Regions from separate parts of the Mus musculus genome. Here regions 2 and 3 are each linked to region 1. A link is a loop called in an ENCODE intact Hi-C map of the cell type or tissue named here. Cell type or tissue: heart. All regions are shown on one strand.

Region 1 (8,000 bases):
GATTATATGCCCCAGTACAGGGGAATGCCAGGGCCAGGAAGCGGGAATGGGTGGATTGGGGAGCAGGGCGGGGGGAGGGTATAAGGGGCTTTCGGGATAGCATTTGAAATGTAAATGAAGAAAATATCTAATAAAAAGAAGACTCAGGCAAGGTTAGCCAGAAGATGAGGCAGACTAGAGAGGGTACCAGAAGGTGGAGGCAACTTGAGGAAGGACAGAGGCTGTGTTGTTAGATTTTACTGGTATGAGCTCTTAGACGTTCAAGAGGGTGAGACTTATATTGGACTGTCAAAATCATTTAGCCAACAATTGCTTTGTAGGTCAAATGAGTCATAGCTATGAGAGTTGAGAGGCTGAAATAACCTGTAAGGTTGTTCTTAGATTGTCTTCTCTGGTCGTAAATTGATCTATATAATATGTCGTGGGGGAATAATGGTATGTCAGCAGAGAAAGCGTAAAGGATAGTCCCGCATGGGAAGTACATTCTCAAAGGTGATGGAGCACTTGACAGGTAGATGGCAGATGATTACAGCCTGTCTAGAAAAGATATACATCTGGGTTTGGGGGCCTGAAGTGATGACTCAGTGAATAAGAGTGGTTAGTGTTCATCAGTGGATAAGACTGGTTAGTTCTCATCAGTGGATAAGACTGGTTAGTTCTCATCAGTGGATAAGAGTGGTTTGTGCTCTTCCAGAGGACCTTGGTTGAGTTCCTAGCATCCATATCTGGTGGCTCAAACTCTGAGGGATGCCCTCTTTCAACATCCACAGGCACTTGTATACACATAGCACACACACACACACACACACACACACACACACACACACACAGAGAGAGAGAGAGAGAGAGAGAGAGAGAGAGAGAGAGAGAGAGAGAGAGAGAGAGAGAGAGGGAGAGAGAGAGAGATGCATACATATGAATAAAGAGAAATCTACCTGAAAGTGGTAGTGTATGCCTTTAATTCTATACTTTGGAGCCAGATGCAGGCAATTCTCTGCAGGTTTAAGGCCAGCCTGGTCTATTCTAGGGTTACATAGTGAGACTCTGCCTCAATATTTGTGTGTGTGTGGGGGGGAAGGATGTAGGAAGTGTGAAATCACATAATTTAAAAAATGTTTCCAATAGTGTGAGCCACCATGTGGTTGCTGGGATTTGAACTCAGGACCTTTGGGAGAACAGTCTGTGCTCTTAACTGCTGTGCCACATCTCCAGCCCCCTCAACAACTTTTCAGATGAGAAAACCACAATGACGTTCATTTTATAGATGAAGACATTGAGGCTCATATAAATGGAACTTTTGTGGTATAAATAGGGAGTGGGGATAAGCATGGACCCTGTAGGACCAGTGACCTCTGTGGCTTTTCTCTTCTGGCTGGAACCTGAGAAAGGAAAAAGCACTAAGAGTGAACCAGAGTTCTCAGAAGAAATGGGAAACTGAGAAAATCACTAAAACACAAAAATAATCATTAACTAGAGGAAGGGATGCTAACACTATGATAAAGATGTGGCAGGGTACCTGCATTACATCACTAACTCTTTCCTGGGCTCATCCTCATGCCCTCCATTCCCTATCCTTAGTCTCCATCCCTGTCTATGTTCTATTATTAAGAGGAATTTTTTTCTGTACCCAGATCTAGACAAGCACCCTTTAACCTGCCTCAAACCATGGCGTATTTCCCTTCACCTTTCTGTCCTTTACTATCTCTCACAGCTTTTCCTCAACATTTTTTTTGTTTAATCCAGAGGACTATTTATCAGATAAAATCTATCATTAGGTAATGCTTTAAGAACATGTTTCCCATCAGTAAATGGATATTACGTAAACCCTAGGACCAGCCATGCCCTATGGTAAATGTTACCCTAAAAAGGAAATTCATGACTCACGATTAGCTGAACAGCCAACAGAGAAGACAAGGAGTTCCCATTTATGAAAATTAGTATTGTCTGATTGGTTTTTAACCCACCCTCTGCCCGAGGGTCCTTTGAGTCATGCATACATGTATAGCATGCAAACTGGCAGGGACTGATTGGTTAGAGATGAAGTCAGGGTGATTTAAGAGCCTATATTTATAGTATCTGCGTATAAGGAAAAAAATCTCCGTTTTGTGCAGTGACCTATAATCAGGAATTTCCTGGCAATACACACACACGCAGGCACACATACACCAGATCCTGTAGCTTACCTGCCCCAGCAGGCCAAGAGTGCCGCTCCTCCCTGGTTCTCCTCTGTCTGTCTGCTGAGCTTCAGGGAGGTGCTCAGACTTGGCAATTCTCAATGCCTACATTGCAGCCTAAAGGACTGCTTGTTTGCTTCATGACTTCAGACACAAACTCCGAGCCTCAGTTTCCTCCCTCATGGAGGTGTTGTGAGGATGAGAGCAGATAAGGCCACTTTTATGTAATACATCACTTACATGTTGATGCTGTTGAGGAAGACAACAAGGTTGCAGCTGTGGGACATTCTGCACAAGACAATGGTGGCTATAATGTTGAGGGTTGCTTTGTTCTTTAGACCTATTTAGTTTTATGTAAGTATGCCGTCACTGTCTTCATACACACCAGAAAAGGGCATCAGATTCCACTATGGATGGTTGTGAGCCACCATGTGGTTGCTGGGAATTAAACTCACAATTTTTGGAAGACTAGTCAGTGTGCTTAACCACTGAGAGATCTCTCCAGTCCCCTGATGTTGAGATTTTCTGTAGGGAGGCTCCAGACACATTTCAGAATCCCCAGTTCTGACTTCTTTGTACTGGAAACAGTGAGACTATAGGTCCAGTCCCCTCTTCTTGAAAATCTATAATTGGCCAGGGACCAATATATAGGTTCAGGAAGACAGCAATGCGACAAAATTTACAGACTGTAGTGATCAGTAAACTATGAAAAATAAATTTGGGCCACTTCCATCCTAGATGTAATGAGCCACATCTCTGAAAAGCAAGGTCTTCGTTTTGATAAGCTCCTGACCAATCCCATAGATACTAAAGTTTGAAGCTCATTTGCAGCATCTAAAGCGTCATTGCTCACTGATTATCCTTCCCTTCATTTGACAAGCTGATGGTATTCCTGAGCTGGGCGCTAGCACTAAATGGTTTGTGTGCATGGACCCATCCAGTCCTTCCAACAGGTGTAGGCTGAAGTTGTAACTAACTTCACCCTTCCAGCCAGACTAAGAAAAACATACATTTCACATGCTTACATGTGATAAGTGTACGCAAGGGAGTACAGTAAAGAGACGGCTTACATGACTGTACAGTAAAGAGACGGCCTACATGACTGTTACATTAGGGAAAAGGTTTTTAATGGAAAATATCTAGAGGCATTTGGGAGAGTCCAGAGCAGAGAGAAAGAGACTGGACATGACCAGAGATAGGGAAGCAAGAAAGTATACAGGAGATGAAAGCAAGAGTTAGAGAACAAAGCATATTGAGAGAGCAAGAGGATAGCAAGAAATAGGGAGAGAGATAGTTGGGGGATAGAGAGTAGCAAGTGTAGGAATAGAGATGGAGAGAGTGGAGGAGAAGTAGCTGGAGGGGAGGGAGGGAAGGGCAGGATGCTAGCATAGACTAGGAAAGGTGAGACATGTACTTGTGATACTGAGGAAGCCTGATGGCCAGCATGCACTTTGATATGCTGATTGGCACCACAGGTAGCCATATGTCCCATCTGCAAGAGCTAAGGAAAATGATTTATTTTGGCAGATCAAAATCAGTTTTGCAAGATCCCCAGGAATGCTGGCTTTTATCTACCCTTCACAAATCCTTCTATAGGCCACTGAGCTCATTTCTGCATACTTGGATTGCCTGAGACCTAACATTCCAGCCTTTTGTTGATGATAAAGTGCAACAGGTCCCTCCCTTCTATAACTGCTTCTCCGCTGGGCAGGGCCATGGTCAGAGGTAGGAAAGTCTAGGAAGGCTAGAATATGAGTCGAAATTAGGGAGCAGGAATTGTAGGTGCTAAGGGCCCAAGGAACACCGGAGGATAGCCTTGGAGTCGGCCCTTGGAAGCTGTACTTTGCAAGCAAGTTCTCTTTCACTGGACTGGACAGGCTCACCAGGTAGAGGGCTTCTTCGGCAGGATAACTTGGGGCTGGCAAAGTGTAGGCCATTTCAGAGCAGTCATCGGGGCTGCCTTTGGGTTCCTGGATGGTGTCAGCTGACTGGAAATCTGCTGGGACAGATACAGACTGGGGACAAAGGTCTGTGATCTGCACTGCAATCGTCATTGTGGAGAAAGAAGTTAATACGTGTCTGTAAACAGTGACAGCAGACGTCTGGATCGGAGCCATAGCAAAACAAGGCTGAAACGCTATCAACAGAATAGTAGCATAAACATTTCTTTTTTTTTTTTGTAACATGACAGAAATTTCTCAGCAGGAAAGAGAACAAAGAGGAAGAAGAGCTTGAGGCTATATATAGACTGGACAGAGATGTTTTTAGCACAAGAGGTACTTTTAAGTCTATATTTAGAAAACAACCAAAGGAAATTTAAATTTTTGGGGCGAGTGACCATCATAACAATTGCTTAGAGTAGATTAATAACCTAACAGAACCCCAGTGAGTAATGTTAAACTTTGCATTTTGAAGCCTTAACATCATGTATCACCTTTAAGTCTCATTTTTTCTTTTAACTTAACCTTAGATCCCTTTCCTCAGGCCTTCATGACTTACCTAGACTTTCAACATTCCCCTCCCCCACAAATCTGGAAGCGTTCAGTCATTTTCTGTGAGGCACAGATGCTTGAATACTAAAAGCAGTCCCTGGAAAAGCAAGTTCTATCTTTAAAAAGAAACAGTAAAAAGTAAATTTTTAGTCAATAACAGCAGCATGGTAGCTTGATTTCTGTCTTTCATGGAACCTGTTTTGAGAGTTTATCTTTTGCAGTGTGAAGCCTGTCAGTAAGATAAACTTGCCTCTGAGTTTGCTTTTCTCAGCAGGAGACCTTGTAGCTCTAAGGGAAGCAAAGCATTTAGGAAATGGGTTGGCCAGCTAGATGCAGCCTTGGTGGGAGGAGCCAGGTAAGTCAGCTGTTGTTGCCAAACTGATGAAGCTAGGGCTTGCCACCATTACCATCACAAAGATCTGAGAAAAATAAATACATTTGAGCAAAAAGTACAAACCAAGTGGCCGCTGTATTAATTAAGAACAACAGAGACACCTCATTGGGTAGCTCAGTGGAGCCGGCCCAAGGGCATGAGAGCAGGAAAGCCAACCCTGCCCATTGCTAGCTGTGGCATTGGGTGAGCTAGCCAGTGTTGGAGAGCTTGCTCTGGTGGTGTAGGTATGGGAGAGCTGGGGGGTTAACCAACTCAGCTTTCACCCAGTCCCAGATCCAGGGCTTTGAGTTGGCCCACCTCAGCAGCTACTTCAGCTATGAACTTATGGAACAAAAGAAGGAGCTGTCCCATAGATATAAAGCTAAAGAATCTCCATGACACAGGGCAGCAAGAGGATATCAGAGAGGAGTCCCAGTGACGATCCGGTATTGATAATGGAGGCTTCGATCCAGACCAGTGACTCACTGTGATGAATATTTGCAAAGGGTGTACAATGGCACACACTGTGACACATTAAAGCCTCCATGATGTTTGTTTGTTTTCTGTTGTTTGTTGTTTTTGTTTTTCTTTTGAAGGGGGATGTTCCAAGGGTGGAGAGAGGATAGGAAGGGACAGGGAGGTGAATAGGACTGTAGCGTATGATATGAAATTCACAAAGGATTGATATTTTTTTTTAACGGCAGACTTACTCCCTATCTGGACAGACAGCCTGGGATCCTCCATGGTGATCTTGATGGCTTTGTTTGTCAGTCATCTGCCACCTCAAAGGACAGTACTAAGTTTTTAAATGCCACACAGAGCAGCGTCAGCTTTCAGGCACCAGACCCAGAAGCTCTGAGAGATTTTTTTCTGTGGAGAAAAAACTTTTGGGATTGCCCTACCTTGAGGAGGCAGAGGAGCAGTCTGCCCAGTAGTGTCTATAGTTTGGGAAGGGCCAGACAGTAGGCAGGCGAGGCACGATATAGTCTTTTACTTAGTACTCAATGTTACTACACTCAAAGCAAACTCCAGGTGGAGTCTGTTGCTGCCTGTCTTCTTTTGGAGGTAGACTTAGCTGCTGCTACCAGAAGCTACTATTTCTATTAGGGGAAGTCTGTTTATTAAATACCTTCAATGTCATATTCATCAGATCTCTGAGTAGTTTGAGAGCCATCATCTAATTTATTAAGTATAGCTGACTTTAAGCAAACTTTACTTTGTTTTAGTTACTTGCTTTAGGCTTAACATTGACAACATATACAGAAGGTTAAAGTTTATCCCAATAGATGAATTTTATATTTGTATTTAGCATGACTGCAAAGCATAGTTCTGAGCACATTGAGGAATTTGATCATTTATAAGTTGACTGACCATTAACTTAAATGCCTTAGTTATCTTTACCAGTTTACAATAAGTTACTTGTTTTTATAAGATTAGGATTTTACAGTTTTATTCCTATTAAAATTTGAAGATTCAACTGAAGATCCTTTAGCATCAAAAGAAAACTTTAAACTATAAATACAGTTCACAGAGAGATCGAGTACTTTATTTTCCCAATCCTTTTATAGCATACCATTACAGCATATTTGATAGTTTTAGTGTGATGCAATTTATCTAAATAGCTAAAATTTAACATAGAAAAGCAATACAAAGATGCTATACATATACCTTCATGTTAGTTTCTGCTACCTTGAGTAGACCTTAGGAATGTATAAACTTTAATCGTTAGATATAAGTTATTAGTATGTTCTATTTTATATAAACAAGAATTGAGTCCAAGGTATGTGTAAATCGTTTGCTATAGCAAATCTAGTTTTTAAACAGAAGTTGAATCTGTGTTACGTACAAGCATGCTGCTCTAAATTAAGATTATCTGTGTAAAGATTTTTTTAAACTATCAACCATTTCTCTTAAAAATTTTAAGTTAGCTTTTCATTACAGATTTTATAGATATTTTAATCATATGGAATAAACTTAAAAATCCTGAGATCCAGACAGTTTAAGCAGTGGTTGTAAGAGACGTTTTGAGAGTAGAGAGGAAAGAAAGCTTAGAGATAAGAGAGTTTCAAGACTGGAGAGCAGAGAAGCGTAGAGAGAAGGTATTTGGAGGAGCATTTGCTTCAGCAGTGGCAAATGTTACAATCTGCAAGAATTTGGAAATTGGGTGTGCCCTGTTTTTGACCATTGAGCTGAACTGAGGCCAAGATGTTTGCAGGAAGACGGCAAGGCTTTAATGAAGTGTGCAGCCAAAGAGGAAAAAGATTAGAGAATGCCAGTGAGTGGTCTAGTAAGAGGCATTTGGGCTCCACAAAGCAAGCAAGAAAGGAAAGTAAATTCTAGGAGTGAAGAGACAGAGCAAGCAGGAAAGAAGACATCCTTGAGGAGCAGAGGGAAGGGGAGGTGAGAGAGGCTTGGGAAAAGGGTTGCAAACAAACAGACTCTCCATCAGAAGGATTCCAACAAAGGGAGAGGGGAAAGGGCCTCAGCAGAGACATAGCCTGAATCACAGTACAGAAGCACACAGCAAAATCCAGCAAGTCAACAAGAGACAGACTCTTTACACATGATAGGTGACCAGGACAGTGTAGGAAGCACCAGGAGGCAGACAGGCTGAAAAGACACAGTGAATAGGAGAAGACATCTGAGTGGTTAGAGCAGGTGTACAAGAAGTGGCTGAAAAAGTGAACTCTAGAATTTAGGGTCAAATATGGAGGGTAGAAACCAGAAGAGATAAACGATCCATACCCTAAGAGAATCAACTCAGCAGCTTGGTTCAGTTAAGAGAAGCTAGGGCCTTTGGAAAAGGGGTCCATTTGTCTCCCTCGTAGATTTCAGCACCAGATGTACTCAAGGGGGCACACTAAAGAAACTGCCTACCTGGCCACCCCATTGAGGAAAAGGTTTTTGTTGTGGGTAGGGGAGAGAAAATATCCAGAGGTATCTGGAAAAGTTCAGAGCAGA
Region 2 (8,000 bases), 83 kb after region 1:
TTGCTTTTTTGAGAAAGAGTCTCAGTGTCAGGCTACAACTGATCTCAAACTTAAAATTATCCTCCGTCAGTACTAACAGTTTTGGGATCCACATGCAAAGAGAGAATTAGCATCAGGTTGGAGACTATATCTCTACATTTCAAATGACTGTCCTATTTTGTGCCACTTGTGTAACATAAGAAAAGGTATTTAACCTCTCTGGGCTTCTGTCTGCAGAAGCAGGAATCACATTGCCTTATAGAAGTATCTTGAAGTTTTCACAGATATGCCATCTGTGCAGTGGCTGAACCATGAGAAAGCCTCAGCCAGTACGATCTTTTCCATCTGTCTTAGTCAGGGTTTCTATTCCTGCACAAAACATCATGACCAAGAAGCAAGTTGGGGAGGAAGGGATTTATTCAGCTTACACTTCCACATTGCTGCTCATCACTAAAGGAAGTCAGGACTGGAACTCAAGCAGGTCAGGAAGCAAGAGCTGATGCAGAGGCCACGGAGGGATGGTACATACTGGCTTGCTTTCCCTGGCTTGCTCAGCTTGCTTTCTTAGAGAACCCAGGACTACCAGCCCAGGGATAGCACCACCATCAGTGGTCCCTCCCACACTTGACCACTAATTGAGAAAATGCCTTACAGCTGGATCTCATAGAGGTATTTCCTCAAGGAAGGATCCTTTTTTCTGTGATAACCCGGCTTTTGTCAAGTTGACACATAAAACCAACCAGTACACCATCCCTCTACCACACTGCTGTGCTGATGCTAACAACAAGGAGAACAAGATTGGAGGGGCACTAGGATGTAGCTCAGCAGTTCAGTATTTGCCCAGCATACAAGAGGCCCTAAGTTTTGTCCCTAGAATTGGAGTGAGCAGGCTAATTTCAGGTATGGTATGTCAACGCAGTAATTTCAGGCTTCAAGATGCTCATAAGAGCAGAGAAAGGCTCTTTCCAGAAAACAGTATTGGAGAGTTGGTTAGATCCTGCCATTGGCAAACTTCTGGGGCTGTTCATTGTTTGAAGGCCTGGTGCTAGAAAACAGTGGACTGGAAAGAAGAATTGCATTTGGCACCAGAGCATCTCCAGTCCAGATATAAAGTTGACATTCTGTGGACTCTATCACATTCTTCTATCCTACCTTAACAGCAGAAAGGAAAGCTGACCAGTCAAAGGTCAAACATTTTTTCTTCACTTAGCCTCATAAAAGTCCTCTCCAGTATGTGATGCTAGCTCTACTTTACATTGGAAACCCAGTCTTCAAGGAATTTGCCAAGGCTCATGAAGTTGGACCTAGCTCTTTGACTCCAGAGCTTAGATTTACTTGAGTACACAGCTCCTTAAGGCTTGTATGTCTTTAACTGAGACCACAGAGAATGGCTGTCCTATTCCTGGATAGCTCTTGGATGTGACAACTAGTATGGTTTGTTAAACACAAACCATTTCTGGAGGTGAGACATCTCATTCATTGTGGCTATAGGGAAAACACTACCACAAAAAAGGTCCAAAGCAAGGATGTTGCACCAATGGACATTTTAGTCCTAAATAAGGACCATATTTACAGGAGTGCTGTAGAGTGACTGTGACTTTGTCCAGGAAATAAACATAGCGATACAGTTCATTCATCCCAAGAGCAACAACTTAGCTCTTAGTACCTGGACTTCCCTGTGGATAGCTTCTGCCAACTCAATAGGGGGTTCTCATCCCTGTCTCTGCAGGCACCATGTCTGTTTCAGATGCAGTGAAGTCTGAGCTTTCTGTGAGGTCACCAGAGCCCAGGGGCTTGACCTGAATCTAGTTTAATCAATTTTATCACAGCCCCTGGGGCTAGGGTGGGTATGGAGGGAGAGCAGTTTTCCTGAATTCTGGCTCAGACTGCTTCAACATCTGTTGAAAACAAGGGAGTTTACCACATAGCCCTCGGACAATGAAGCACTTGATTAATACTTGGCTCCCTAAAGCAACCTTTATAAAGAAAAATGCCATTAAAAACATCTTCTTCTTTTTCTTCCCTCCATCGTTCAGAGAGGGTATGCACAGGACCAACCACAGAGAGAGTCCTCAGTGCCTGGTTCTCCCTGTAGATTATTATTCCACTATCAGGTGTGAGAACAGAGACATCGGGCTCTCTCTCTCTCTCTCTCTCTCTCTCTCTCTCTCTCTCTCTCTCTCTCTCTCTCTCTCCTCCAGCATGACCTCTACACTGTCTGGGTGCAGGTTGAACAGGGACCAAAGCAAAAGGCCAACAATGTCTGTAGCAGCCCCCCAAAATGGTAAACAGAAACGTTATTGGGTAAACAAAGGCCTAAGGGCAGGTTTTGTGAGGGCTAAAGTTATCTTTTACGTTTTAAATGACTGTGTTTAAGAGATCTTTGAAGCAAATGCCTCTAACCTGTAAGTCCCACTTGCCCAAAGACAGATAACTTCCTGGAATGCTGGGAACTGTTCATGGAAGATAACAAGCCGGGTGTTTCCACTTCAATAAACAAGGTTGGTTGTCCCAACTGCACAGGATGTGTTACATAGCAAGTAGGCAGGCAGTATATAGGCAGGAAGTACATCAGGATGTATGCTTGTCCTAGATTGGATGTTGGCAGGAAGTGTGTAGCCTTGTGGGTTTTGCCTTGACAAGTACCTGACTAAAGTAATTCTCAGTGACACTCTGTGAATCTCAGGTATGGAACTGGTTGGTATCCATCTTCCTGGCCAGCTTTGTTATTTAAGATTCTGAGCTTTAATAAAGCTTGCTCTGGAAATTATGGTAGTGGTCTTATTCTCACCTGGTAAGATTAAATTTCTGTTTACAGGAATCTCCCTTAAGCTACCCTCAAAGGTCAGTTAACTTTAGCAAAGTTATCTAGATCTTGGTCAATCAGGTTCAATCAAGTCCTGATGGAACTTGTATCAGTTCAAAGACCCACCACCCTGCTGACGGTCATATAAAATCCTCTTGGTTTTCTCATGTTTTGCTCTTCTCTCTGACCTTCCAGGCAGCCTTGGCACTCAGTGTGCTGTTTCACTATACTCTTGCTTATGAGGGCATAGTAAAACCACTGAACTAGACTGGTCCATGGATGGGAGAAGGTTTTGTCCTAGATATCTAGAGAGAGAATAGCTACAGGCATGTGGGGAATTCAAAGCTGCCATGGCAGACTGATTTCTTGAGAGCAGAGAGAAAAAAAACTCATTGGGGGTAGCTCTCGGATTATAAAGGTAGCAGGTGCCTAGGACCTGCAAACTGCAAGAGCCTAGGCATTTAGGCTAGCAGGGAAGTGGGCTGGTAGGCTAAAAGAGGCTGGTGGCTTTGCTGCACACAATAGATACATCTTGATAGGAGATGTCTTATTAGACAGAGGCATGGGGAGATAGGGAAGTGGCTGTCTTGGTAGACAGAAGCACACGTCACAGGTTTCTGAGGAATGCTGAGCCATAGTATCTGCTCACCACATTCACCTCTTAGGAGTACTTTCAAGAGAGAACCTCTGTTGAGTTGTTTTCTCAGTGTTCCATCTCTTCCATGTTTTATATCACTGGAGGCCATTTCAGAGAAGATACAGCTCTTCTATAGAAGATCAAATAAAAGAAGCATTCAGTGTTTGGGAAATGACACTCTTCATGGCTAAAGCTTGGACTAGCTCCTTATATATCTGCTTATACTTGGACAGAGCCACTCCCTCTTAGATGCTGTTGATTAAACTGAGCCAAGTCTCCTTATCTATGCCTTTGTTTTCACTGAGCAAGGGCCAACTAAAGACTAGAAATACTAAATAGAAACTTCCAGAAGCAAATAACTCATAAGCTTTAATTACAACGAATTCTGAGCAGGATCATGGAATTTGTCCTAGCAGAATATGACCATTTCTTTGCTCATCATATTTCCATCAGCACCAATGACTTCCCACCCTTTGATTACAAATACCAGATTGATAGCCACAGTTTTGAAGGCCTGTGTATAAGTAACACTTCTTTTATCTAATGCTCCAGAGCCCAAGAGTAGCAAGGCTGGGAATTTGACTATGTCAAAGAAACATGATAGTGCGCTTTTTAAAAGTTTCATCTCAAATCAAATGAGAAGTCTAAGACAACAAGGTATTAGAATGGGGAGACTATATTAACATAACTTTGTATTTGTTATAATTTTATTTTATTATTAGTTTTTATTAAGTTCATTTCACAACTAATATGCAAATTAAACATAGCCATGGGTGTGCATATGTGGGAAAACTTAGTGGAACAGAGTTCCATGCTATCCTCATATTTTCAGTTTCAAGTATCCACAGCAAGTCTGGAAACATTTTCAGAAAATAAAAGGGGGACCATGTTTGGAAATGTACATTCTTCCTCCAGAGAAACTTCAAAACCTGAGGGCAGTTTCTGGAGAGGTAGAACTATCTCACTATGAGGACAAATCAGGGAGATCTCTAATAATTAATTTATAGTGCTAACCGTCTGAGGCTGCCTGCAGAGGCCAGTTAGAAGAATGGTCATCTCTGCTCCACTGTGAGTGCCCACAGAAGTTGACCTTAGGGGAGAAACCAGAGCCCAAGGGAAGAGAATATCATAGTAAACTTGCCTCATCCACTTCAGTGTTGGAAATAGATAAGGAAAGATTCTTTGTGACCTATGTCTCCATTAGATGTCCATCAGTTGCTTGTGACTTTTCTATATAGAACTGAGTTCCCTGTAGTAGTGTCCATACTTTGTAAGCACACTTACCGCCATGTGTGACTGGACCCTGGAAGGCCTTTAACTCATCACACTGGTCTTCCCAGAATCCCATCTGTGCTCCTGGGGAATCCAAACACTGTGGGTAGAAGATCAATCTCTTCGGTGGTTGGCCTAAGAAGATATGGAACTAGAAGCTCTGGAGTTTTCAGTTCTTCCTCTAATATCTACTAGCTCATAAAGCCAGTCTGAAGAGAAAAAGAGATCAAGACATCCCATCAGCAATCAGAGAAAAGCACAGCATTGCTGGGTTTCCTATAGTGTCCTCTTCTCTAGTTCCCCTATTCCTCATGGAGCTCACTTGTGACCTTGGTAGTCCTAAGTCAGCCCTGCATTTTATGATGGCTTAGTTTACTTACTTACATAACTAGCTTTGTTCCAGTTCTGTTACCTTTAACCAACAGAACCTGGTATCATTCACATTTGCCTCTCTAAGCCTGTTTATTTAGCTTTAAGTCAAATGACAGTTAAATCAATGCAGAGAGGCATACCATGAATGAAACAAAATGGTATAGAAGATTTTTGTTTTGAGTTTTCAAAATACTGATTAAAAAAAGAATGGAGACACTTATGAGTGTCTACACAATATACATGATGTGATGAGGAATATATACACACAATATACATGATGTGATAAGGAATAGTTTATTTCTTGTCTACTTGTATTGAAAGTGAAAAACAAAGAATAGAACTATGTAAAGATATATTTCAAATAATTCAAGGCCATTATGTGTGGGTCCAAGTTTTGCCTCTCTGCTAGGGTGCTGTGCCAACAAAATGTGGAGTTCTAGACTGCATTTATCCCTGAGCTGATGTTGTCTGATGCTGTGCTGGAGAGTGAATATACCATGCAGAGGGTGGAAAAACAGAGCCTAGGATGTAGAAGGCCAAAGCTGGAGTTCTCTGATTCCAGGGCATACAGTGCTGGAAAACCACACAGAAGAATCAGGAATAGAGGATCAGGTGTCCCTGGGGCCTGTGATGATGAACATGGGGCTGGGAGCTCCCAAACTCCTAGACATCCAGGCACAGCTGGGTCACATGGAGTTGGAAATGGAGTTGGGGGCTTCAGCCCAACGAAAATGAGTCTGGGGATGGGGGAATGGGGAACTCTGGCTTAGCTCATTTATGATTGTCTTTAGATTAGCAGCAGTTTCTGGGAGTGCAAGGGGCCTTCTGCAGGTGACTTAGGCTTCCAGCTCTATAGGCAAGGGCCTTCTCCATGCTTCCCATGGAGGTTTTTAATGGAAGAGACAGTCCTCGGTTCCAAACTGTTGATCAATTGTTCATCATAGAAAATAGGTGCATGCCACCTCCTCAGAGTTCACCAGAGATTAAGTACCTTTTCCATGGAGGAATGTCCAGGAAGGGGAGCTTATTGGCTAAACCTACAGGGCCTCTAGATATCTCATTAGCATGGAGAACTCTGTTTTGGGCTACGTGACCACAGGCTATGTTTCCTATGATGGAAGTGTGGCACATGTTCCAGGCCAGGAATCTAGTAGGAACAGGGAGCTGTCTACCATCTCAGGTGGGTGCTTGGGTGCTGGGGACTCTGAACCCACTCAAACATACCAAGTTTCCTGGCATGGTCCACTGTCCCACAAATTATGCTTACAATGCTGGAAGAAAATTCATAAATCTCATTTCAAGTCTAATCCTCTGTGATAGACTTAAAAATCAATCGTGTTTCTGTGGAAGCATGCTCAAAGGCAGCTTCAGGAAAATAGCTCTTAGGTCTTTCCTTCTAGGGAGATGGTTCTAGGGTTTTATGACTGTGAAGAGACACCATGACCACGGCAACTCTTATTTAGGAAAACCTTTAATTAGGACTGGCTTACAGTTCAGAGGTTTAGTCCATTATTGTCATGCCAGAAAGCATGGTGAAATGCATGTAGACATGGAGCTAGAGAAGTAGCTGAGAGTTCTACATCTGGATCTGACCAGCAGGCAGTGGAAAGAGAATACCACACTGGGTATGGCTTGAACATCTGAGACCTCAAAGTCTACTTCCTACTGACACATTTCCTCTAACAAGGCTATACCTCCTAATTGTGCCACTGCCTATAGGACCAAGTATTCAAACACATGAGTCTATGGGGGCCATTCCTATTCAAACCACCACAGTCATCAAAATTTTTGGTACTGATTTTGTGGTACTCAGTGTCAGCTGAAAACTGTTTCTTGAAAAGGTCATGTTTTGGTTGAATATGAAATTGGTGGGAAATGAGGAAACTGAAACTTATAGGCAAATTGTATCTTATATATTCTACCAACATCATGTCATGTGAAAAATTAAAAATGGGAATGTCAGAAAGTTTAACACATGCCTTCCGTACAACAACCTTTAAGTAGAAGAGCAGATGTCAAGTTTCTCTATGCTAGAGTCTCTCCTTTTTTCCTCTCATGTCTTGAGATACCTTGCAGTGTTCAATCTAATTGATGCTTAGGAAATGGTGTGAAGTAGAGGAGAAAAGAAGAGATGTTGCCCAAGTGGTACTAATTATCAGGCCAATAGGAGGGAAAGATTGCTGGTAATCTAGTGTATATTATGGTGTTATAACTAATTATATATGCATAAATCAAAACAGATTAGAGGACTTTAAATGTTGCCACAAAACTGAGATAATAAACATGCTACTTAGCTTTATTCCATTATTCTTTACTACATATATTGAAATATCACATTGCGCCACCTAAATGTGTATAATTATTGTAAATTAAATGGAAAATAATATTTAAATATATATTTTTTAAAACTTGAAATAACATTTATTATCTCCAGTGAGTCATGGATTTAAAGGCAGCTGGGCTGAGTGGTTCTGGCTTGGGTGCCTCGTGAAGCTAACAGCCAAGATGTCAACCAACATGTTTTCATCTGAAGACTTAATTGAAGCTGGATGGTCTGCTTCCAATAGCTTTCCATTGCTAATACTCAGGTGCTGGCTGTATTCTTCCCATGTAAACTTCTGCATGATTTCTTGAGTCCCTTCCCAACACAGGATCTGATTTTCATTGGAAATCAGTCCAAAAATTGTGCCACAGGGATGACAGCCTTCTCAAAGCCTAACCTCAGACGTCACAGTGAGTCACTTCCCTCACAATTTATACATTATAATTCTGATCCACATTCAGAGGATGAAGAGAAAGCTTGACTTTAGAAAGGGGGAAAATTGCAGGGTTATTTGAAGGGACCACTCTTAATAACATGGAAAAACTGTTAGCTCTGTGAGCTTTATGTACGGCCTCCACTTTCAAGGCAGAAGCTTTTCGTGTGTCTTGGGT
Region 3 (8,000 bases), 67 kb before region 1:
GTCCACTTGATGCCCTGTTGTTCTACTGGAGGTGAACTCTACAAGTTCCCTCTCCCCACTGTTGGGAATTTCATCTAAGGTACCTTCCTTTGAGTTCTGAGAGTCTCTAACAGCTCAAGTCTCTGGTGCTTTCTAGAGTCTTCCTTCCTCTCCCCCTCCCCCTCCCCCTCAGGTTGCCTGTTTCAATTCTTTCTGCTGGCCCTCGGGGCTTCTCTGCTGTTCCACGCTCCCATACATGATCATATTTCCTCTCCCCCCCCCCCCCATTGAGGCTTCTCCCTCTCTCTGCCTCCTGTGATTGATTTCTTCTCCCTCCCAAGTGAGATTGAAGCATAAAACACTCAATCTTAAATGAGATGTAGTCATTAAATCCTTCCTTTTGGGGCTCAACACACTATGCGGAAAAGGAAGTAGAAAGATTGTAAAAAAGCCAGAGGGAATGGATGATAGCAGGAAAACAGTGCCTTTCAGGTGTAACAGGGCTGATGCATATGTGAAGTTACAGAAACTGTGATAGCATGCCCAGGGTCTGAATAGGTCCAAACTAGATGGGGTCCTATGCTGAGATGGAGAAATGGGCACAAGCTCCCATCCCTGTCTTAGTTTGGGTTACTGTTACTATGATAAATCACTATGACCAAAAGCAATTTTGGGTGGAGTTTTATTTGATTTATACTTCCACATCCATAGTCTATAACTGAAGGAAGTCAGGACAGGACTTCAAACAAGGCAGAACCTAGATGCAGAAGCTGATACAGGGACCATGGAGTGGTGCTTCTTACTGGCTTGCTCCCCAGAGCTTGCTCAGCCTGATTTCTTTTAGAACCCAGGACCTCAAGCCAATGGATGGCCACATCCACAATTATTTAAGAAAATAGTGTACAGACTTGTACATGATAGCCCAATCATATAGAGGTATTTTCTCAATTGTGGTTCCCTCCTCTCAGAAGACTCTAGCTTATGTCAAATTTACATAAAATTAGTCAGCATACCAAGAAACTATCTCCAATTAATAACTGCTTGCCAAACAAAAAAGTAGTATCTTTAAAAGACTCTCTCTGGGTATACAAACCACACTTAAGTTTAGTTCCTATGCTCACATCATATGGCTAACATAAAATGAACTCTTTTGAGTATTTTTTCATCTCATGTTTATTTGTTTGTTTTTAACCTTACTGATCTTTTGATTGCATACTATGGTTTCCAATGGTATTTTTATGAGGGGTGTGTGTGTGTGTGTGTGTACACATGTGAATATGTATGTAATTCTCATGTTTCGTGACCCCAGCTACATATGTAGCAGAGGATGGCCTTATCCGGCATCAATGGGAGGGAGGGCCCTTGGTCCAGTGGAGGCTTGATGCCCCAGCATAGGGGGATGCTAGAGGGGGTGGGGTGGGAGTACCCTTATAGCTGCAAAGGGGAAACTGGGAAGGGGAATATTTGAAATGTAAATAGATAAAATAACTAAAAATACAAAAAAAGGAAGAAAGAAGAAAAAAGAAGAGCCTGTGATGAGGCATCAAGGCTAGGGATTAGGACTGTGTAGGGGGAGAGAGGCGGAGGACTGAGATGCTTAGGAAGCAAGCAGGGGCAGGACTGGAGTTTAGCAGGGATTGTGTGATGTAATAGAATTTAGGACTATTGGTCATCCTGGATTTTGTTGTAAGAAACCACATGGACAGTGTTTCCCCTCTGGGTGGGAAATGGGATGATAGAACTGTAAAAGGAAACACTCATTAAGATTTTGCTGTTGCCTCTTCCCATACTTTTGAACTACTGGTGTTGAAGAGGTAGCTCAGTGGTTAACAGAACTAGTCGCTCTTGCAGAGGACCCTGGTCCAGTTCTCAGCACTCATGTTGTAGCTCTCAACCATTTGAAACTCTAGTTCCAGAGGATGTGGCACTCTCTTCCAACTTGTCGCACCAGGTGTACATGTGATACACAGATATACATGCAGGCAAAATTCCCATACTCTTGAACTGCAAGACCTCTACATCCAAGGTCAACAACTGACAAAATGAATCCAAAGAATACTCAATATATTGAGAATCCTCAAGAATGGAGGCCATAGCTTGTTGCTCTTTATGGCCATACAGCTGGCTCTCCAGTGTCCTGTCTATCATTGATCAGTATTGTAATAGCCTGGATGGATTAACTACTGTTTCTGAAAACCAGAGATAAGCATTGGGCAATTGCTGAGATGACTTTCTGGCATGAGAAGGGACAGGTCAAATCCATGGGGGAGGTTTGGGGAGGCAGAGTTGGATGGGGAAGGGTGTTCTAAGTGGAGAAAGAACTAAGTTCTCTGTCCAGAGATGTATGGGGTCACCATGAACTAGCACTGAGAGAAGGGATACGCATGAGGACTTATAGTCTAACATGACAGATGAGCATTTTATCTTGTAAGAGAAAGGTTAGTATAGAAAATTCCATGTAAGAGAGCTGAGAAGAAAACCAGACATAGTCATTTATTCATTACATATTATTAAGTCTAATCCATGTACAACACTGTTCCATGTATAAGCTCTTGGCGAATGGGGTGGTGGTGGTGGTGTTTAGTGCTATCAGAGTGTGCTAGTTGGTTTTTACTAACTTGACACAAACCTAGACATATCTTGGAAGAAGGAATCTTAATTGAGAAAATATCTCTGTCAGACTAGCTTGTAGGCAGGTCTGTTGGACATTTTCTTGACTAATGACTGATGTCAGAGGATCTAACCTATTGTGGGTAGTGCCAACCCTGGGCAAGTGGTCCTTAGTTGTATAAGAAAAGGAGCTGAGCAAGCTATAGGGAGCAAGCTGGTAAGCAGTATGCCTTCAGGTTCCTGTCTTGAGTTCCCTCAGTGATGGAGTATGATCTGAAAGTTGCAAGCTGAAACAGTAGAAACCCTAAAACACAGCACTGAATATGAGTTCATGACCTCAAGCACTTTGTTTACTATGCAGTGGTCTAGACTGATAGAGAAGTGGAGTGGTAGCCCAGTCCTTGCTCTGTTCTCAGAGCTGTGCACAGCTGCTCAGTGCTTCCATATAATAGAAAACTTCACTCTTTTTCATGGTATACCCTACGGAAGCAGGGATGGATGGGAGGATGATGAGGTCAGAGAAGTAATAAGGCCCAGACCTAAAGTGCCTTGAATGTCATTGTGAAGGCTGTGGGCTACCTTCTGAGTAGACCATGCTTGCCAGATCAGTGGAGCAAAAGAGACCAGAGAAGTGCCCTGAATTTGATCTTGGTCCTTCTTATTCATTTTTGGCTAACCCTGCTTTGCAATGAATCCTATGTAGACAGGTTAAAAAAAAAAGCAAAACAAAAAACTTTTATTCTTTTTCTGTCTTGAAATGGCATTTATCAAAGTTTTGATTCTCAACTGACCCTTCACAGAAACCACAATTTTTTTAATGCTAGGTGGTCTTGGTGGGAAGGTTTGAGTCCCTGTGTCCTGGGTGAGGCAACTGTCCCTCTCTGTGAGTCAACAAGGGCATTGTTGGGGCTCAGGCACTCTGATGGCATGCTCTCTAACTTTAATTCCTGCTCTTATAGTCCTGAACCCTCCCTCGCCTTTCTCCTCCCAAAGTTCCTCCTCAATGGGCTTGTAAATGTGTAAAGTGTTGAAAACCATGTAGGAGGTTGCAGGGTGGAGGCCCCTGGGGACTGGGTGAGTGATCAACGCCCAGGAGCAGCCTGGGTCCTGGGAGCCTTCGCTGGTCACCACTGAGAGAAGGGCAAGCTCTCCTTGCAAAGGGGCTCTGACAGGCTAATGTAAACCAGATGTGCACCAGAGAGAGCAAGGCCTATTACTAAGTGTTGTGAAATGGCCCAGGGGAGGTAAATAAGCAAAAACAGGCCAGTTGCCTAGCAGCACATACAACAAAACAAGCAGCAGCCCAGTTGGCATTGGACCAGGCAGAGCAGCTTTCTGCAGGGGGCGGGAGAGACAGGGAGGGCTCAGTCTGATGAGACCCAAGGGGCTGGCTCTCCAGCACCTTCCAAACTCCCTGCTAGGTTATTCCTGATCCCCTGGGTACTAGGGTCTGCCATCTGATCTGCTCAGCTTGGCTCCACAGGCACAGTGACTGCTTTCAGTGAACCCCTAAGGGTCCGTGTCAGAATTTCTTAATGGGGGGAAGGAGGAGCTGTACCCACTTCTGAGAACTATAGTCTGACTATATCCATTGAGGGGGTAACAGCAGGGACAGAGCTGCAAAGATCTCCTAAAGGTCCTCAATATTCTTAACATATCCTTCAGCCACCAGTGTTCAATATCCCATGCATCTCTTGAGCTTGTAAACTAATATAAACGGGGCACTGGAATGGCTCCAAGTTAGACAGAATGGATCAAACGAGGCTCACACCTTGTTCTCAAAGGATTGACAGCTTATGGAGATAACCATGATCAAGGAATCACACGCTCAGATGCATGGCTGCAAGTGTTGCTTCATACTTTGAAAGAAAATACAGAGTAGCAAGAAACTGCAAAGCAGTGATTGAGTTTCAATAGTGTGTGAGGCAGTTTGCTTTTCAGAGGAGAAGCTGAGACATGCAAATGATTAGCACTCACCAGGAGAAAGGAGGGGCTGGCAAAGGAGAAAGCTTTGGGACATGAAGGCTCTTTGAGTGGGGGAGGGGTGCTCTGAGACAGTAGGGCTGGAAGAATGTCTGTGAAGTGGGTTGTGAGGTAGAGAAGTAGAGAGGGAACAGGTCACTTGAGACACAGGAGATCACAGAATGATGGAGGATTTAGTCTCAAGTTCAATGAGAAATGAATGGGGTTTATTTACTGAAAACTAATTCAGTAGTGTACGAGTCCTGACTTATTAGTTTCACATTTGTTAAAGATTACTCCTGGGTACAACACGGCCGTCCTGAAAAGGAATGAGAGAGGGGACAGGAAAGTTTGTCAAGGCGGATAGGATTATCAGCAAACTGAAAACAGACAAGTTCATGAACTAGCTCAGGGTCACAGGCAGGGCTGGGATCCAAGCCTAGACTTGCACGGTACCAATCAGGCTAGTGTTTCCAGGTTCCCGATTCTTCTTCAGACCAATTCTACAGAAACTTTCTCACCCTTATCTGACCCTCTGGGGGAGGAGTGCATCCCTTCCCAGCTGGAGGATGAGTAAGCACTGACTGGACTGTAAAGGCCCCGTCAACACTGTAGACAAGGATGCCTTTCTTGCCTGCTACCTAGCTAGCCCTTCCTTGTAGTGGGAGACCACTGTGCCTACTCTCCCAGCACTAGCCATCTTCATCTGTACCTGGCCCTTAGAGAACACCAGCCTGGCAATGTGGTGCTATGAAGAGATTCGGCTTGCAATCAAGCCTGGAGTTTGAGTTCTGGATCTATCTGTCTGTCCTGAGCTTCCCCTTCGAGATGGCTCTGTGTCCTGAACAAGTCACTCAACCCTTGTAATTGGAATAGTAATGCTTGACTTCTGCTATTAGTACCAATAGAAAATATGACTCAAATTCCTTTGCTTCTCCCTTCCCTTCTCCTTTTCCCTCTCCCTACCTCTCATCAAACTTTTTGACAATTTTGCTAGCTTCACTCTGGGCAGTATACCTCCAAGGGAGATCACTGCTGTGCAATATCTCAGGTGGACAAGAACAGGCCAAACTGAAGACTGTCCATGAGATTTGATAGATGACCTCTCTATCCACTGAAGGGCAGAGAGGCCTGAGTCCTGGGAGAGGAGGGGAGTCTACTTTGCAGGGCATCTCTGCTGTCTTAGTTAGGGTTTCTATTGATGTAATAAAATGTCGTAACTGAAAGTAACTTGGGCAGGAAATAATTTATTTCAAGGTTACAGTTCCATGTCACAGCCCATTGTCAAAGGGAGTTGAATAGAAAAATAAAAAATAAAAAAATAAAAAAGGGAAAGGACATGACTACACCTAGGTATGGCAGAGGAGAAAGTTTATTATAGATAAAAGGGAGACATAGCCAGGAACAGGGACATCTGGGAGATTCCAGAGTAGTTATGACCTGGGCCAGGCCACATGGAGAGAAGGTGTGGGGAGGGGAGATCAAGACCAAGAGGCCAAGAAGGTAAAGGGTAAATGAAAAGTCGAGGTAACTAAAAGATTGAATTATATAGGAAAGAGCAGCTGGGGGGAAGGGCTAGGGCTTAGGTTAGATGGAAGGATATGGCAGCCATAACTTGTACCAGGTACTGGATGAGGGATATAGGGAGAGCCTGGTGGCCAGGTTTGCTTTGATATATTGGGTAGGCACTTTAGCCTTTTGTTCTGGGCTTGAGATGTAACAAAAGTCAGGACTGGAACACAAGGCAAGAGCCTGGAAGTAAGAACTGAAGCCGAAAGCATGGAGGAGGGCTTCTTAGTGGCTTGCTCAGCATGCTTTATTTAATCCTGGGACCACCAGCCCAGGGACTGCACTGGCTCCACTGAGCAGAGCCCTCCCTCATTAATCATCAATAAAGACAAGGCTCCATACTGTTATTTGTAAGACAATCTGATGGGGATATTTTCTCAGCTGAGGTTCCCTCTTCCCGAATGAGTCTAGCTTATGTCGAACAGACATAAAACTAGCAGTACAGAGGCATTGATGAGAAGCAAGCAGTTACTTGATTCTAGCATTTAACACCTTTGGAGGCTGGAGAAGGCAGGTGGTGGAGCCTTGAACACCTATAGGTGGTAGAGCTTTAGGGGGGGGGGTCAACTTGAAAAGCCATGACACACATTTAGGAGACAGTCAAGGGCCACTCTTCCTGGTAGAGGGGAAGTCCACTTTGTAGGGCATCTCTGCTGTAATGCAAGCAATATGTATAAACATAACTGTTAATCTCCTGTTGTAATTGTTGTCTATGAGGCTTACTGCATCATCTGATAACCTAGTCCTAGTCCTGGATGCTTCTAGCCTCCATACAATCTAATCTAGGCCTGGGCTGTTTTTAAGCCTCTGAGACTTACTTCAGAATAAACTCACCTCTTCATATTCTTCCTGATCTCTGCCAGGCTGATCCAACTCAGCTGTTCTGACTCAAACTCCTCTCCAAGCTGACAGATTCAAATTGTGCTCTCTCTCTCTCTCTCTCTCTCTCTCTCTCTCTCTCTCTCTCTCTCTCTCTCTCTCTCTCTTTCTCTCTCTGCTTCTCCTGAATGGATTTGTCTACTTAACCTCACACTAACTTTGGCAATATATTCTACTCTATTGGCTTCTTCTCATTCTCTGGTTCATTCTCTGGCTCATTCTGTCTTCACCTGTGTTTAGCTTTTTCACTCTTTAATCTGTCTCTGTAAAGCTCTCTTGGTAAAACTGACTGCCCACTCTTGTTTTTATTTTTTTATTTTTTCTGCGCTGTTCTTTCTTAAGTAGTCTCCCTTTCCTCTCTCTTCTCCTGAGAGTTGGGTGTATCCTATTCTGTCAAATTTTACTCTGATTCATCACTTTGTCTGCCACTCTATTAGACATTACTTTCAAACATGGGTGCTTCCTTCTATAAACTAACTTTACTTTCATTGTTTGGAGTTAAAGGTGTGTAATAAGGGCACGTCTGTATTCTTCCCAGAAGGATTAAAGGTGTGTGCCAAGGCTGAACCATAACACAACTAGAAACAGCATTTTTTTAAAAAAATAACACAATCTTGAGGTTTACAGTGTGATCAACTATCCTTCAACAAGTATCAGTGATCTACATGAGGCCCTCCTGTCTTCAGTTCCCCACCCCCTTTTTTTTTTCTGGGAATGCTCTGTTTGCTGACCTGGTAGAGTATAAGTAGGACTTCACATATAGGGATACTAAATTAGCTAAAATCAGTAACTTGACACTTCGTGTAGGAGAGCAACTCATGAGTGTTTCAAATTAAATGTGAATTCTTTTCCAGAGGAGCCCTTTAAAAAAGTTTATTTTTATTGTATGTGAATGAGTGTTTGTTTGCATGGATGTATTTGTACCATGTGTGTTCCTGGTGCCTGTGTAAGCCAGAAGAGAGCTTCAGGTCCCCAGGAACTGTAGTTAAAATGGTCATGAG

What was found. Hi-C counts contacts between places; a loop is a spot of excess contacts. Peaks named below come from ENCODE experiments on the same cell type or tissue, not always from the same donor. Only the 100,000 strongest peaks of a DNase experiment are listed, where the experiment ranks them.
Region 2: a loop joins it to region 1, with 1.9 times the contacts of the local background. A loop is called at or near these places in 2 of 42 quality-filtered maps.
Region 3: it touches region 1 in a loop (1.8-fold over the local background); 2 of 42 quality-filtered maps call a loop at or near these places.

The regions. Positions count from the first base shown.
Region 1 is chr4:95,381,522-95,389,521 of GRCm38, forward strand. No RefSeq gene overlaps it. Among named protein-coding and RNA genes, the nearest start is that of Gm12707, 100 kb to the right of the region's middle. In heart, no CTCF peak of the experiment used is centred here; DNase peaks (open chromatin) are centred at 4,150 and 7,260; H3K27ac peaks cover 1,496 bases.
Region 2 is chr4:95,464,344-95,472,343 of GRCm38, forward strand. Gm830 (a long non-coding RNA gene) reads right to left here. Exons shown (of 3, transcript XR_376430.2): 2 at 4,707-4,903; 3 at 2,570-3,552. Among named protein-coding and RNA genes, the nearest start is that of Gm12707, 17 kb to the right of the region's middle. In heart, no CTCF peak of the experiment used is centred here; no DNase peak of the experiment used is centred here; H3K27ac peaks cover 642 bases.
Region 3 is chr4:95,314,205-95,322,204 of GRCm38, forward strand. No RefSeq gene overlaps it. Among named protein-coding and RNA genes, the nearest start is that of Gm32240, 110 kb to the left of the region's middle. RefSeq lists an enhancer at 3,325-4,530. In heart, no CTCF peak of the experiment used is centred here; DNase peaks (open chromatin) are centred at 3,817 and 5,067; H3K4me3 peaks cover 333 bases; H3K27ac peaks cover 2,143 bases.